Regions from separate parts of the Homo sapiens genome. Here region 1 is linked to region 2. Evidence: chromatin loops called from intact Hi-C (ENCODE). Cell type or tissue: transverse colon. All regions are shown on one strand. Each heading gives the region's core, and the rest is flanking DNA. Links, peaks and the distances in the headings are about the cores only.

The links. Peaks named below come from ENCODE experiments on the same cell type or tissue, not always from the same donor. Only the 100,000 strongest peaks of a DNase experiment are listed, where the experiment ranks them.
Region 1: a loop joins it to region 2, with 16 times the contacts of the local background. A loop is called at or near these places in 1 of 110 quality-filtered maps.

Annotation. Positions count from the first base shown.
Region 1 is chr2:54,385,110-54,389,512 of GRCh38, forward strand. No RefSeq gene overlaps it. Among named protein-coding and RNA genes, the nearest start is that of CIMIP6, 56 kb to the left of the region's middle. In transverse colon, for the core only: no CTCF peak of the experiment used is centred there; no DNase peak of the experiment used is centred there; H3K27ac peaks cover 1,036 bases.
Region 2 is chr2:54,316,589-54,320,991 of GRCh38, forward strand. No RefSeq gene overlaps it. Among named protein-coding and RNA genes, the nearest start is that of CIMIP6, 12 kb to the right of the region's middle. In transverse colon, for the core only: no CTCF peak of the experiment used is centred there; no DNase peak of the experiment used is centred there; H3K27me3 peaks cover 400 bases.

The DNA of each region.
Region 1 (4,403 bases), core at 261-4,260, 69 kb after region 2:
TAAGTAATAAATAGTCTCATACTCTTTTAAGGAGAGCAATGCCCCAGGCTTCCTTTCTGATTTGCTCAGAATTGGCATTAGTCTTAAGTCATCACCCTGTCTCCACTTCAGGTTCACATTTATGTCTGTTCCAATTCTCCACAAAGAAAGCTTAAACTTTCCTTACTGAAAACTTTTTTTTTTCCTGAAATGAAAAATATTGTACTTCAACATTTAACTTTGGGGACTGAAGCAGAAGGAAAGAGACATTTGTTTCCCATGCTCACTTTTGTTTGTTTGTTTGTTTTTGACAGGGTCTTGCTCTGTTGCCTAGGCTGGAATGCAGTGATGCAAACATAGCTCACTGCAGCCTTGACCTCCTGGGCTCAAGCAATCCTCCTGCCTCAGCCTCCTGTGTAGCTGGAACCACAGGCGTGGGCCACTATGACTGGCTAATATTTTGGTTTTTTTGGTAGACATAGGGTTTCACCATATTGCTCAGACTGGTCTTTAACTCCTGAGCTCAACTGCCTTGGCCTCCCTGAGTGCTGGGATTACAGGTGTTAGCCACCATGCCTGGCTAATTTTACTTTTTTAATGTTAGAGGAGTTCATCAAGGTGACGATTATGACCACTTGGATCTTTGGGTTTTTTTTTCTATTATTGTTTCAAATAAGTTAAATATTTTTAAAAACTTTTGTAACTATAAATCTCCACCCCCAAACAACAGTTATTTTTCCCATAAACAAAACCCTTACTTCTCAGGGGAAAGTCCATTCCGTATGTGTTCCTTGGAGTAGAATATTATAGAACACCTTCACAAAACAAGAAAAGACCCCAGATTATTAGAGTTTTTTAAATTTTAGTATTGCTTAAAGTGGCATAACCATGTAATATTATTTTAAATAGATCACTGATTTCCAACTGAGGGTGATTGCCCCCCAGAGGACATTTGGCAATGTCTAGAAACATTTTTGGTTCTCATCACTGGTCGGGGATGGGGGAGGGTTGTGCCTAGTGGATAGAGGCTGGGGAGCCTGCTGCTAAGTATCCTACAGTGCATAGGACAGTCCCCACAACAAAGAATTAACTGGCCCAAAATGTCAGTGGTGCCCAGTTTGAGAAACCCTGACATAGATATAATGACTCTGTTATAGAATATACAGAAGAAGTTCACACTGAAGTTATGCTCAATAAGATGTTGGCAGGGGAAATCATTTTTTCACTGGTTGGATGACATACCAAGTGTGAGGTTGAAAATGGCCAGATTTGGGGGCACAAGTTTGTGCCCTTTCTTCTTGGACGTGCAAGGTACTTGATAAACACTGAAACAGAACTGAATCGATCCTTGATCCTATTTTCCTTTATCTAATATTTGTTGAATCTCTGCTATGCTATCAGATACATAAGGTTTTTGGGTTTTGTTGTTTTGTTTTCATAGCTCACTGCACCCTTGAACTCCTGGGCTCAAGCAATCCTCCCGCCTTTACCTCCTGAGTAAGTGGGACTACAGGCCCACTTTTAGAGACAGGGTCTTGCTATGTTACCCAGGCTGGTCTTGAACTCCTGAACCCAAGCAATCCTCCTGCCTCAGCCTCCCAAAGTGCTGGGATTACAAGTGTGAGCCATCACAATGACTAAACACAGCTTTTAAGACAGATGGTGCCTCAACCATAAGCACACCTGTTCTTTATCGGAAAGAAAAGGGCCCAGGCCATGTCTAAATACTGCAATCAGTATTTTGGTCAGGCTATGTCTCTGGAGAGCTAAAATGAAATGAGAACGAAACTGAAATGTTAAGGTACTTTTATACTAAATGTACATAAAATTAATTTCCAGTATGGGCGATTTTGTTGTGCTGTAATTATAAATAAATGTCTACCCCTTTAGGAAAGCCAAAGCCTAAAAGGGCACCAATTCAGGGGACTTACTGAAGCTAAACAAGCCAAGCAAGTTAGATTTTAGGCCTGGGACATGGGTGGGAGGGCTTCTGGTACTTTCACTTTATAATATAATGTCTAACTTGTCCCCACCCTAACCAGTTGTCTCAGGACAGGAGGTGCTCTGGGACTTCCCTTCACATATAAAATAGCCGGAAGGATGTGAGTGTGTGGTCCCAGGGGCTGGACTTGGCTCATCACTTGGAAAGGAGTCACTGGGAAAGTTCCCAAACTATCCCTCCCTGAGCAGTCATGAATCCACACTTAATTCGCCCCATCAAAGTAGGCCTCATGAAAATATTTTCCCTGAAACTTAAAAAACCTCAGCAGCATGAATTATCTCAGAAGTTATAATAGTTGTAGCATTATTGATCCATGAACAATCGAATTCTTTGAATTCGTGCCTAAGAATACAAAAGAAGCCCCTGCACTTTTTTCACAAGTCTCTGTGGAATTTCCCATTCCAACGAAATCAAGTTAGACTTTTTTATTTAGCAACAGTACCATTTCCAACCACCAATGCAACCGCTTAATAGAGTTTTGTTTATGGTTTAGCAAGATGTTTTTTTCTAATAACAACAAAAAAAAAATGCAGCTACAAAGCACTAAGCTCAGAAAAATACATTTGCAAAAACATATTGCAAATTTAATTCTCTCCTATTTTTTAGTTGCCTTTAAGGAAAGTCTTAATTGGAAGAGCAGCATTGTCACCAACTACTGTGCCAAAACCAAAGCTGGTTCAGGGCTGGCTGAACTCACTGAGCTGAGGTCAGGGCAGATGCAGCCTGTCCTCCATGCTGGGCAGGAGTCTGTGTAGGATTCTGTGTCGGTCCATCCTGGTTGTGAGTGCTCCTAGTTCACCCTGCCACCCACTTCTAACAGTCTTAGCTTAGAGCCCACCTCCAGTCCTACAGGTGCCCAAAGCCCTAGTCAGGGTCCAGACCCTACAGTCTTTCTCAAGGTTTGAGGTGCGCGGGTCTGACCCAGAAATACCCCAGACCCTTTGGAGCTGTGGGAGTAGTTGCAGGGTCCAGGACCCATCAAACAGTCCCCGATCGATCCACTAGCTACTCACATCCAAGGGCTTTGACTAGAACCAGAAAAATTACAGGAATGCAGCAAACCATCTGCCTGGATGCATTCAGCCCTGGGTCAGTCACAATAGGTGTTCAGAACCCCTGGTTCTATGCAATCAATCAAAGACAGACATCTTCCACTAAGAACTGAAATCTCGGCAGGCTCACTGGCTTTAAATCACGCCTGTGTCACTCTGGAGCTATGGAATGAGTTAAACCTCAGCATGCTCCTTGACTTTAACTCATTCCAGTTTCTCAAATGAGAACAAAGAAAACATCAGAAGATATCCATCAACAGTGGAATACTCTCCACACTTGGCTAAGCATTGTATCTTCACACTTAACTCAGAATTTCCCTTCGCTTTCAGGTTTAATGCAAATCCTTTGTTTGGTTAAATGATGGCACACATATTTGGTTTTTTATTTATAATGTACTGGGTCTACGGTGGGGGAGGCAGTGTCTGAAGTTCTTTATAAATACTAATGTATTTATTTGTGTATTTATGTGTATATTTATAAAATATACATATAGTATGTACACTTATGACAAAATGTACACATCAAGGGGTTGCATACATTCAAACACATTAGATTCTTTGTGACTGAATTTATTTTGTAATATTTTTCATTGCTGAATATGTGCCTATTTTAAGAAAGTAAAGAAAACAAAGTTTTATAAAGAAAAAGTGAATAATCCTGTTGTTCCCTTCCAACATCCTCCTGAGGTAACAGCAATGTTTTCTAGTGTTTACCAATGTGTGGGATAAGCCTTCTGAAAGGAGTTATTTTTTAAAAGTTTTAAAAAAGAGGCGGGGCACGGTGGCTCACGTCTGTAATCCTAGCACTTTGGGAGGCCAAGGCGGGCGGATCACAAGGTCAGGAGATCGAGACCATCCTGGCTAACACGGTGAAACCCCCTCTGTACTAAAAATACAAAAAATTAGCCAGGCATGGTGGTGGGCGCCTGTAGTCCCAGCTACTCGGGAGGCTGAGGCACGAGAATGGCGTGAACTTGGGAGGCAGAGCTTGCAGTGAGCCAAGATTACGCCACTGCACTCCAGCCTGGGAGACAGATCGAGACTCTGTCTCAAAAAAAAAAAAAAAAAAAAAAAAAGTTTTAAAAAGAAAAGTGTCAAAGCAAACTGAATACAACACGATAAAAAAAAAAAACATTATTTCAAGTAAAAAGAGAAAGAAATAAAGTAGGAGACAAAAGATTCATTTCCTCAACATAGAAAAGGGGTAAATAGCATGGCTGCAGTTGAATTTTTACATTAATGCAGTTGAGGAAGGAATGAAGAACAAACTGCAAGTCAGTGTAGACCTGGGAGGATGGCAGAGAGAACGATTTGAAATTGTAGGACTTTCAGAATTGATTGGTGACTTTTCATGGTTATCTAGAGATAGC
Region 2 (4,403 bases), core at 227-4,226:
AACAGCAACAATGGAAGCCAGAAAAAAGTGGAATAATATCTTCAAGATCTTAATATAGAGTAACTATCAACCAGAACTGTCTTTTTAAAATGAGAGAGAAAAAAAGAATGAAGACATTTTTGGCAAACCAAAATCTGGTATTATAAGCCTGTGTATTTTGAGAAAAAGCAGAAAACAAAAGTGTGTATATGTGAGTCTTCATGGAAACTATATATAGTTTTACTCTCTGCAGCTTTTTGCATATAGTTTTGTGTGTACATGTAGTGTTACATATATGCATAAAAATGTATATTACATAGGATATAGAATACATAGAAAGAATTCCATATATGTACATAGAATTATGTTTCATATGGATATAGTCTAGGTATAAGTATACCTCTAAATAGCTCTACCAATAGAGCTTTCTGTAATAATAAAAAATGTTTTATATTTGGGCTAATACCATTGCCACTAGCCACAGGTGGCTATTAAGCCCTTGAAATGTGACCGAAATTTTTTGTTGTATTTAATTTTAATTAATTTAAACATAAACAGTTGCATGTGGCTAGTGACTACAATATAAGAAAGCACAGCTATAGACTGATGGTGGGAAATGGAAGCAAATCCATTGAAATTGGATGGTGATTGTCTCCAACTGGTAGAATTTTGCTTTATATCTATCTGTATTTATGCATTCCTTTTATAATATGAAAAAGCTTATTTAAAATTATGCATTATATTTCTAATTCCTAATTTGAAATAAGTCGTGATTTTACCAGAAAATTTTAGAATTAAACTTTAATAGTGTAGAAACTGAATTAGCACTTAATCCTTATAGTGTTTATCTCTGGATATTTTTATGCCAACAAAGAGTCTTGCAACGGAAACTTCATTTTTTTTAAGTTCTTTTTTCTTTTTTTGGTAGAGAAGAGGCATGTTGTCCAGGCTAATCTCAAACTCCTGGCTTCAAGCCATCCTCCTGCCTCAGCCTACCAAGGCATGAGACACCACACCCAGCCAGAAACCTCATTTTCATTTAAGTAAATCAGCTTTGAGTTTTCACATTAGAATAAAATCAGTAGTTTCTTTACAACAATATTTCTTTTGCACTGTGATGGATCTAGATAGGATTATTTGTAAAAAATGCAAGAAAAGATATTCTATCTCAGAGACATCATGGATTTATACTCTGAAAATATAAAAATAAGTTAAAATGTTGAAACTTTCACTCATTCATCTAATTGTATATCATAATTTTAAAAAAGACATCTTTGGGTTTGTGGTTGCATACAATTTAACAAATATTTTAATAAAGTAGAAAATAAAATTAATGGTTGAGATGAAGAAAGGATTTAATATTAGATTATTAAGAAATTGGGAGGACACACTATAAATTCTTCCAGTTTGCCTCTGACCTCCTTACCATCCCTCTCCCATACCAATTTGCTTGAATTTAGCAAGAGTAAGAATTATCTTAATGGGTCCCATTAGTGCCTACAATATGCAGTCTGCATAATACATTTGAGACATCAGCATTCTGGTATTTAGGCTGTAGCTTAACTCGGATTTTAAAAAGAATGCCAATGTTCCATTCATTGTTTCACCCATTGTTTGAAAACAGAGTGGGGAAAAAAAATGAGCTATTTTCAAATGTCAGCAAACCCTGGTAACTGTAAATGTTCAGAGCTGTCAATCCATGGCACATCACAGAGGTTTAATTCAGCAGTACGTGTATAAGCAAGTATCACTGCCAGCCATGAGTTCAGACTACTAATACAAGTTTAATTTCTACTCTGCACATCCTTTAGTACTACAAGTATCACTACATTTAAAAAATTCACCATATGCAAGGACAAAACTTGGGTATGTTAAAGCTCTCTTCATTTGATTACATTTCAAAGTATCACTCTGAGATATTACAAAACAGATCATTTTCATGATAATCATGTTTTTCCAAACCATAACATGCATTGTTTTTTAAGTGGAAGACTTAAATGCTAGCTGTCCTTAAGTAGCCCACAATTTGACTGAGACACAAGATAGTCACAAACACACATCTAGAGTAAAATTCTAAGGTAATAAACAAATGATGCCATGGTACTATAATCTGTGTGGTGTTAACCCTAAAATTAAGGGTCAATATTGTGTGTTGCCTTGACATCTGGCTTGATTGGGAGGGCCTCAAATGGTTTTCCTGAAGTTCCCTTGCCCCCAACTCTGTTCCCATGAAAAAGGTTCCCTACCCAAACAACCCTCCCTGCTTATCACTAAATTCAGTTCCTTACCAGCCGACAGAATTATTTAAATAAGCCAATCACGTCCTTCGGCGAAAAGTGCGGGTCATCCCATTTTCTTGATACCACACAGCCTGCTTCCCACAGCCTCTGGTTCCTCATTCTCTTTTCTAGTGCAATCCCCACGTGGCCCTGCATGGCATGGCGTCCTCTTGTCCTTGGCTGTTAGTATGCGTGACTAATAAACTGCTGCCAATCACATCTGTTCAGTGTCAGATGTCATGAGTTTAACCATTCCCCTAATGCTAGGGCAGGAATCTCTCCATCATCAGCAGGGTGAATAGGGGGTGATTAAAACAGGATGTACCTCATAATACTGTAAGAAGTGTAGTTTTAGAAAAAGACCCTTATGATGGCTGTCTGAAAAGGTTTTGTGAAAGAGGTTGGTCTGGATGGAGATTAGTATTAGGATCTTACTTCTGGGATTCTCTGCTGAAGGAGCATATAGACAAGAAATGATGACAAAATAGTCAACAAAACACTGATTTCATTAGCTAGACAAAGACCCATTGCAATAATAAAAACTTTAGTAAAAACTAGATTACAGAAATTGATTTAGGATAGGAGGCCAAAGTGAACTCTCTTATTTCTTATACTCTCTGCCTTGAAGTCTATACCCTCCCTCCAAACAGTTGCATGATTATGGATGACTGGTCCATCAGCTCCAAGGTGCAGGTAGGACAGAGAGAGTTGAGATGAGGAAGCCAGCTAAGGCAGGCCCTGCCTGCTTCATGCAAACCCTGGACACAGGAAGTGAGAAAGGGCAAGGTTGTATACCATCCCTGAGCACAGACTTTAATACAACGAACGTGGTCCCAATCAAAATCTTCTTCTAACAATCTGATTAGCAAGTTCGTTCTCCAGCGGAATGAAAGTGGGTAAAGAGAAGGATGCCAGAAATGAAGTGACAGTTTCCTTCTAATCCATGAACTAAGGCAAAAATAACTCCATTCCCCACAAATAGGACAGAATATATTCCAGCAAAGTTAATTAGATCAACAAACAGAGTAAAATAGAAATGAGGAATGTCTGTGGAAAACCAAAGTACAGTTTGGAGCAAGGAATCCAAATTGTGGAGGTGTGAAACCAATGGAACCAGTGTTAAGATATTCATATTTTTTTGAGTGTGTGAAATCCAAAGCCAGAAAAGAGCTAAACAACCACCCAAGAAAAGAACATGAAGTCTCATCAAAAAGATGAAATCTTTTTTGCCTATCACCAACATCTCAGGATACCCTAGGTAAGTCCAGTCTCTGACACTCGTAACTTCCAGTGAACAATTCCAGAAGCAGGGGGATACCAGTGGGCTGGAGAGGAAGAGAGGGGTCTGTATAAAACTTAACGAGATGCTTTTGCCATTCATTCAGGAAATATCTACTGAGAATCCGCCAGGTACCAGGTACTATGCGTGGGGCTAGGCAAAACAGAGAGGAGTAAAGACAATCTCAACTTCTAAAATACTTATAATCTGATGAAAATACTGATGGATAAGAAGTCAATGAGCACTTGCTATGTGCCAGACAGTATACTATGGACCACCTTATTTTTACTCTCACGAAAACTCTGTGAGGAAGGCAGGTGCTATAATTATTATTTTATAGATAAGGAAATATCAGAAAGATACAACTTGCTCAAGGTCATGCAGCAAAGAAGCGGCTCCAACTCCAGAGCCCAGCTTGTAACTATTATGCTATATAGTCCTTCAAATAGTGAATGAGAAGCAAAGAGAATATTCACAATAGGAAGGAAAATTCAGGTCTATCTATATTCAGTTCAGAAAAAAAGACAAAGAATCTAAGTGTAAAAATGTTCATAGAGAAGGTAAAAATAAAAAGTTTAAAGAGTAGTAGCCAGAAGAAGTAACATAAGCCTCACGTTACTATATAAGAATATAAAGTGATAGAAGATAATAAGCTTGGAATATAACCCCACGAAATACGCCCAAGATAAATTTAAATAACTTAAGTTTCTACTACTTAAGTAACTTCAAGCATTCATTAGGAAAATAACATACTTAGAATCATTATATTTTACACTAGTGAGTTTTTCTGCTCTCATCCAAATTAATCAAACCACAATCAAGTTAAAGTACAAGTCTCAAATTAGTTATGTGGTCCTATCTTCTAC